Linked DNA regions of Homo sapiens: regions 2 and 3 are each linked to region 1. Evidence: chromatin contacts called from ENCODE Hi-C or POLR2A ChIA-PET data. All regions are on one chromosome and are shown on one strand. The core of a region is the stretch at or near the end of the contact, and the rest is flanking DNA. Distances in the headings are between cores, read along the strand shown.

Region 1 (2,532 bases), core at 10-2,509:
TGTGACATTGGTGTTTTCCTGCCTTTGGACTTGAACTAAAACATCAGTTCTTCCTGGGTCTCTAGCCTGCTAACTGGAGACCTTGGGACTCGTCAGCTTCTATATGTGTGGGGGCTGATTCATTCTCTCTCTCTCTCTCTCTCTCCCCACATACATAGATGTAATACACACATACACATCTTTATATATACATACATATATATGTACACACCCCTATATATATACACATACAAATCTATAGACACATACATACACACCTATATATACACATACATACACACCTATATATACACATACATATATACACACACACACACACCCCTCTGTATATACATATACATCTCTATACACACCCACACCCACACACATACACACATATCACCTACTGGTTTTGTTTTTCTGAAGAACCCTGACATACACTGGTGTAACAGGCTTTCTATTTGGATGGTGAACTGGGGCTAAAATGTTTTGCAAGTTGTTATGGAAAATATTAGGATAGTGAGGGTTCACAGAGTGAGGAAAGTCTGTATATAGAGACTAGAAGGATTTCGAGTTTCATTTTGAACTCTGGATATTTGCCTGGGAATAACAACTTTCTTGTAATTTATCTGTATTATTTCTGTAAGTTGCCTGGACTTTTCTATATATCTATTATGTGGTATAATACTTCATTAAAACATTTTTTAATAACAGACACAAAAACACAAAAGCTGATTTTTCTGTCATTTGACAAAGGTGCCAGAGAAACTCTAAGGCCAGACCATATCACTCAATTAGGATTATGGGAAGGGAAGATATTAGCATAATTCAATCCATTCATTTCTCTCAATCCCTGTAAACAGAACTTCAGGTTAATTTGGGTTGAGGCACAGCTCAGTGGGAGAACAGTTCATTTTCAGAGTGACCCCGGCCACCTGACCATTGAGTCTGTGGGGGACGTGGTGGCCAGGACCGTGTTTATGTCGATTTAGGTTTTGGGCGTCTTCCCTGCGGGCTGTTCTTGGGAAGCATGCTCCGCGCCCACGGTCCTCACCCCGGCAGGAGCTACCCTCTGCGCACTCAGGCTGCAGCTGCCTCTGCCTGTTGGCTGGGTGGGAACTGCCTGCCGTAGATCAGGGAGGAACTTAGCAGAGAGGGGGAGGGCATGTTCTACTTTGTGCCCTCTTGTTCAGCACAGCCACTTGGCACTGGGTAACAGGAAGAGAAAACGTGTTTGGCGAGGCGGGATGTGATGAGTCAGCCCCGGCTAATGCCCCGTGGTCTGGTTGCTGGCATGCAGGTTTCTTGGCACTTGCCTGAGAACTCGTGGACTTGGCCAGAACACTGGACACCAGCTACACACTGAGTCCACGCCCAGCATACCAGCCTCTAGCGGGCTTCTAAATCTGCCTGGGTGAAACAATAGAAAATGTTCATTAGGGGATTGTACTTTTACAAAGACTGCCCTGACAAGTTTTTTTTGTTGTGTTTTGTTTGGGTTTCTGGTGGAGCTTACTGGAAGGCTGTGGGTGGCCTACCTAGAATAACGACGCCCGATTCAGACAGCTGGACTCAGAGGGATTCTGCTCCACAGAGAAACAGTAACATTACATTCTCTTTGGGGTTTTATTATTGTGGTGGGAAAGGAAGGTTTGTATTATGTCCTGTGTTCCTTTGGGTGTGCCAGTTGCCCACCTCTGTACTCTTGAGTCTATTCCAGCATGACTTGGTCATCTTCATTCCTATAGGTTAGTGGTGGGATTCTGCTGTCTTCTCAGGAGTAAGTGGTTCCCAACCACAACCCACTCACATAATTCACTTTCTTCTGTGATGAAGGGTTAGTGTGCTTACAAGGCCAGTTGACTCAGAGGTGGAGATTAACATGGGTATCTTTCAGTGGCTATGGGAATGACCATTTCTAACATGTCAGGTAGTAGGGGGAAAAGTCATTAGGGACTTACAAGCCAAGAAAAATGAAAATGTAGTAACATCTACAGTCAGTCGCCTGTGGAGCTGAGGAGTTGGTGTGAGTGAATTTGCACCCAGTGGGTGAGGCTCTGTCTGAACCCGAGCAGAGAACCCCAACAGGTAGGGCCTGGAACAAGGACTCTTGCACAGGAGAGAGCCACCTGATTTCCTGCCCATCCAGGACTTTGCAGAAGAGAGAAAGAGGGTCCAGGAACAGGCTATTCACTGCTCCCCAAAGACCAGCTCCAGATAAGTGCATATGGATAACCCCTGGATTACAGGAGAAATAATCAGAAATTGCATCTTCTTACCCCAGGGCTTCTAGCCGTGGCCCTTTCACTCCAGTCCTGAGCTCACTGCCCCAACTGTTTTCCCCCAGATACCCCACTTAGCAACTGTCACTCTAGGATTCCCCATCACCTCCACCCTGGGCCATCCTTCCTAGAGCAGCATCCTCTAGTCTCCTTCCTTTTCCCCACAGTCTGCCTAAAGTATATTTTTACCTATAAGTGAGGTGACAGCAGCCCACCTCTCTGATGACGCCCAGATGAAGGACCTATCTGGGTAGGGAGAAGGATGCTCTTG
Region 2 (2,532 bases), core at 9-2,508, 92 kb after region 1:
CACTCTAGTCCTTCCTCCAGAGACCATGCCTGGGAGAATGGAGAACCAGGATTGCTGGGCTGGGAGGGGGAGCTGCAGGTGGGCAGGGCAGCATCCTGGGATGGGAGACCCTGAGGGCTGCAGCTGGTAGGAAAGAGAAGTCTCTTCACACCGAACCCCCAGGTGACACAGTGCAACACAGAGCACTCAGCCAAGAGTGGAGCCACTCCAAAGTATGCATGGCCCAGAAGGGCTTACGCACTTGCTAAGACAACCTTGTGAGATGCCTGGAATTTTAACAATACGATGGATTTGGAAAACTATGACACATTAGATTAATGTGCATTCCAGAATGCTGAGGTCCGGCGAGCTCTGAGCAGAAGCCGCCTTTTTCCTGTGGCAATAAGAGCCTTCTCTACACAGCGCCTCTGCTCAGGGTGCTCTGGTCTCCCTGTGGCTGGAAAGCAAACACAACCCAAGAAGGTGGCATTTCTGCGTGATTTCAAAGGAATCAGACTAGAATCAGAGCTGAGAAGTTCCTTTTGTTGCTCTTAGCACTTAATTTGATTTTATTTTGGCCTTGTTTTCGTTTTGAGAGAGGTCCTTGTGATTGATCAGAACCAGGCGTGTTTCCTTCATGTCTGTACTTCCCAGAGGAAGGCAGGCAGCAGTGCTAGAGGAATGGCAGGCTCTTGTTCTGCCCAGCGCCCTGAACCCACACAGCCCGTGAGTGGCAGAAGAGCTCAGAAATGCCACTTTTGCATTAATTCATGCATTTGATAAATAACGCTTGGTGCTCACCCTGGTGGTGCACCAGCAAAGTGTCCATGTCCATGACGTCACAGCTGGAACGCAGAGCCCCGTCCTCCAGCTGCTCACAGACTGAGGAGTCTGCTGTCCCATAACGCCATCATCCACCGATGGAAGAGGTTTGTGCACAGTGAAAGTGGCCAGCAGAAAGAGAGAGAAATGATGCCTGAAAGAGGGCGAGTGGAATTAACCAGCAGAGGGGCAGAAGGAGGAGAAGAAGGATGCTTCCAGCAAAGATGTGTAGGCATGAAAACACCGTGTTCAGGACACCGCGTAAACTGCAGGCACAGTCCCGCTCCGTGATGGTCTTAGAAGCTGTCAACATCTTGCTAGGATGAGTCCAGTGGTCCCCCCATCTCAGCTGATCCTCTCTCATGAGTCAAGTTTGCCCGTGTGTTCTCCTGTGTCTGCGGCCCCAGTAGCAGCCCATGTGTCTTCATGGCTAACCTCAAACCCCAATAACACATCCAGGCAAGCCATCAACCCATTCTTCAGAAAGCAGGGGCTAAAATGCAAGATGTTTAAAGGTATTTATTTAAGGGGTAATTTTACTCCGTGATGTATTTGTCCAGATGTGCCCATTCTGCTTTTCGGCAGCTCAGAAAACTGAAAACCACAGTTCAGCCTCATTTGCAAGAACTGTTAACACCAAAAGCCGTTCCCTCTGCAATGCAGACACTCCTTAATGACGAATGAGAAGACATTTCCTAACCACTAGATTTCTGCCTGGGTACTTCACCCAATGGCTTGCCTCAGGATCCAACTGGGAAAATATTAGGATATTTATTTTGCTTTCTGCTGCTCTCTGTGATCCGATACTGCCAGCAGATCTTTTTATTTATTTATTTATTTATTTATTTTTTTAAGTAAACACCTGTCATCCCACTGCTGTCCCCGGGGTCTTCAGTGGCCTGCTGGAGCAGGACCCATCTGCTGACAGTAAGTGTGGGGACGGTGGAGGTGTGGGCTGCTGCCTTTTAATTTAGCTTCAGAGATGAGCGAGTGAACGTCTGCACGGGAGCCATTCCTTCTGAAGGCCAGCTCTGCTTGATGAGCTGAGTGAGAAGCCACGAGTTAATGATCGGACTACAAACCTCTGCAGAGGATACGGCAGAGTCCAGCAGATAGAAGCTGTGTTGGTTTTTCCCCCGTGGCTGAAGCATGCTGAGAACACAGAATTAGCACGAACCCAAAAAAAGCTTCGTAAAAGTTAATCACTGCAGACAGCACAAGCCAGTCTGAGGACGGCTCCCAGCCCAGCCTGGCGTCCCTTGCAGGGGGACCCAGGGAACTGCAAATATTATTACAGGCAGTGAATGATGATGCTGGAGACACACAGTCACCAGGGAGGGACATCTTTGTTTCTGGAACTCTGTCCAGGGCCTAGACCCTTAGTATTGCACTGACTCTTATTATTACTGTTATTCGTTATTCATGATCAATACTAGTAGCTCATGTTTATGTTCTTTGTACAGTTTGAAACCCTTCCAAGCACACCATTAGCTGTGATGCTGTGAGATGGGAGAAACTTGTAGAGGAGACTGAGGCACAGGACAATGAGAAGCTTGAGGTCGCTCGGTGATCTGGCAGCGCGTGGGGTGTGCCCTGAACTTGGCTGTTGTGTGTCCTGGCAGGAGCAGAGGGTGGGTTCCGGGTCTTCAGGCCACTTTGGTCTTCTTGCCCACAAGTGGAGTATTTGCAGTATGGCGCAGAGAGTGGTTTGGGGGTGTGGGAGCTGTAGGC
Region 3 (2,532 bases), core at 12-2,511, 83 kb before region 1:
ATTTTTTTTTTTTTTTTTTTTTTTTTTTTTTTTTTTTTTTTTTTTTGTGACAGAGTCTCACTCTTTTACCCAGGCTGGAGTGCAGTGGTGTGATCTCGGCTCACTGCACCCCCCGCCTCCCAGGTTCAAACTATTCTCCTGCCTCAGTCCGTGTAGCTGGGATTACAGGCATGCACCACTACACTGGCTGATTTTTGTATTTTTAGTAGAGATGGGGTTTCGCCATGTTGGCCAGGCTGGTCTTGAACTCCTGACTTCAAGTGATCCGCCCACCTCAGCCTCCCAAAGTGCTGGGATTATAAGCATGAGCCACCACACCTGGCCAATCTATTGAATTTTTTATTTAAATTATTACTGTTTCAATTTTAAAGTTTTACTTATTTTTACAAATCTGCTTGGTCATTTTATAATCTCTTGTTTTCTTGTAATGCTTCAACCTTCCTTGCTGTTTTTCAAATGTATTGAAGACACATATTTTATATTATTTATACAAATTCCTAACCTTTGCTATCTGTACAGGTCTGATTTTGGAATTTGTTGTCTCTGCTGACTCTTGCCCACAGTTTGTATCTGTGATTATTTAGTGATTTATGTTTGCGAGCTCATGCCCCTTAGAAATTTCCCGTTTAAACTGTGACACGTGTTTAAAGCATGTTCCTCCTGATTGTACTTACATTTGCCTCTGCCTGGTCCTCTGGGTGCTACCAATCTGGAACCTCTAAAAACTATAAGTTTGGATTGGAGTTTTTCAGGCCATACTAGCAGTGAGGATTTTGGCTTCCAACTGGCTGAAGTGTGAGCTAAAGAAATCTGAGAGGGCAGTTTTTACCCCTTGCTCTTTGCCACACTCCCACCTGAAGATGCAAGCCTCCTTCTTCACAGTGAGGTTCTTCCAAGGTCACGCCGTTGAGTCTGCTCTATGGGAATGCCGACTCGGATCCGACCCCCCACACCCTGCTTGGCCCCCCACTGAACCTCTGGTCTAGATGGCAGAGACTCACATAAGCCTGCAGGACAGGCACTGCTCAGAACAGTGCTCGACCTCACAATATCTCCTTATCCTCATTTTTGCCTGCGTTTATTCTTCCCTGCTTACTATCGGACCAGCCACACTTCATTAGAAGAGATTTCCCCCTTGTTTTATCTAGCATTCTCATGTGTTCCGGGAAGGCTCTCTCTACATACGTGACCCAGCAGGTTGCCCAGAACAGGGAAAAACCCAGCGGAGCAGGGAAGGGCGGTGCTGCCTCCCAGCCCCAGCTTCCTCCCGAGCTCCCCTGATGAGGGGAGGAGGAGACCGCACCACAGGGCGCGCCTCTCCCGGGGCTGCCACACGGGCTATTCTCAGCTCCCCCTGTCTGGCTTTTACGTGTTCATCAAGTTCTCATCTCTAGTAGAGGTATTTAGTGCCTGAAATACTATAGGTGTTTATGAAATATTTTTAAACAATGAAAATTTGCTAAAACAAATCTAGCAAAGATTTTATGTTCTCTTTTGTACCCATGCCAGATCTTGAGAAATTTTTCTATGATGGGTTTTTTTTTTCCTTTTTAAGCTACAGAAATCCTTCCTGCTATAGTTGTAACCTGTTTCCTCTTTCCTGCTGACTCCCTTCCTTTTGAATTCCTCTATAATTTATGTATAGGCTTGGAAAAGTCCCTTATTTCTGTGTTAACCTCCTAGAGCCTCACCATCTTCACTGCATAAGGGGGTTCGCTGTGTCTCTTTCGTAGATAAATGTGTCACAGAAATAATAATGTAGACCAAAGCTCTTCCTAATCAGCAACCCACTGAAAATAATCCTAGTAACGTCTGTTTACACACACGCATGGAACGCTACGGACACTTGCTTCTCTGAAGTAGTTTAACATTGGTGGGAGAGAGAGGGGAACCCAAAGTTTTAATACAGCACAGTGAGCAAACTAGAGGAACCCAGGAGAGACCCCAACAGGGCCTGTGGGGTGGAGTGATCTCGGTGTGGCTTCCTGGAGCAATGCTGGGTCTGGAAGATGCTGGAAGGAGATGTGGCCAGTGGGCAGAGGCAGAGCGGGCAGGAAGGACAGCCGTGGCCACTGCGTGAATGATGTCACGGAGACACCACAGTTCATCTTCTTAGGAGTAAGTCAGCGGGGCAGGAGCAGAGACTGCACCCTGGAGGAAGGAGGAGAGGCAAACGCAACATGGAAGAAGGCCTGGCTAGGAAGAACAGAGTCTGGGGCTTCCAAGCTTCCAAGCTCTGGAGCTATGCATGCCCTGGGGTAACTGAACCAGATTCGCTTCTAGAAGGATCAGGCTGGTGGCAGGACCACAGGTGGGTTGTAGGGAAAGCCTTTAGCCAGTAATTACTATTTTCTGGCAAGAGCTAAGGAGGACCCACGCTGTGTTATGGAGGGCAGGGTTGGAAAGAAGGCAAGACGGGGAAAACATGTAGAAGGCACAGTTGACAAATCTCAGTAACTAGAGACGTAGGGAATAAGGACGTGTCAGGAGGTCACGGTAAGTCTTACCTTCTGGTTTGGGCAGCGGGGCACA

Evidence for each region. A loop is a pair of places that touch in the nucleus more often than their neighbours do. ChIA-PET counts read pairs that join two places held with the same protein, here RNA polymerase II (POLR2A). Pooled maps may share reads with other maps.
Region 2: a loop to region 1 is called in a map of ascending aorta, with 2.7 times the contacts of the local background. The contact joins the promoter of RPS6KA2-IT1 here to the enhancer-like site in region 1. A Hi-C loop is called at or near these places in 2 of 168 maps with a recorded cell type or tissue (ascending aorta and sigmoid colon) and 5 of 50 pooled maps. POLR2A ChIA-PET finds 5 or more read pairs at or near these places in 3 of 52 experiments (A549, Panc1 and naive thymus-derived CD4-positive, alpha-beta T cell).
Region 3: a map of gastrocnemius medialis shows a loop between it and region 1 (2.3-fold over the local background). The contact joins two enhancer-like sites. A Hi-C loop is called at or near these places in 3 of 168 maps with a recorded cell type or tissue (endothelial cell of hepatic sinusoid and gastrocnemius medialis) and 1 of 50 pooled maps. POLR2A ChIA-PET finds 5 or more read pairs at or near these places in 1 of 52 experiments (CD4-positive, alpha-beta T cell).

The regions. Positions count from the first base shown.
Region 1 is chr6:166,555,763-166,558,294 of GRCh38, reverse strand. All of the region lies in intron 1 of RPS6KA2 (ribosomal protein S6 kinase A2), which reads left to right. Among named protein-coding and RNA genes, the nearest start is that of RAMACL, 30 kb to the left of the region's middle. Within about 2 kb of position 1,259, at least 20 of the 41 ENCODE cell types and tissues checked have a DNase peak (open chromatin) inside an H3K27ac peak, as active enhancers do.
Region 2 is chr6:166,464,109-166,466,640 of GRCh38, reverse strand. It overlaps RPS6KA2-IT1 (RPS6KA2 intronic transcript 1), which reads left to right and starts at 1,258. Exons shown (of 4, transcript NR_046793.1): 1 at 1,258-1,316. The region is part of intron 11 of RPS6KA2 (ribosomal protein S6 kinase A2); the gene reads left to right.
Region 3 is chr6:166,639,234-166,641,765 of GRCh38, reverse strand. All of the region lies in intron 1 of LOC107986671 (a long non-coding RNA gene), which reads right to left. It also overlaps a transcript of RPS6KA2 not described here. Among named protein-coding and RNA genes, the nearest start is that of RPS6KA2, 13 kb to the right of the region's middle. Within about 2 kb of position 1,261, at least 10 of the 41 ENCODE cell types and tissues checked have a DNase peak (open chromatin) inside an H3K27ac peak, as active enhancers do.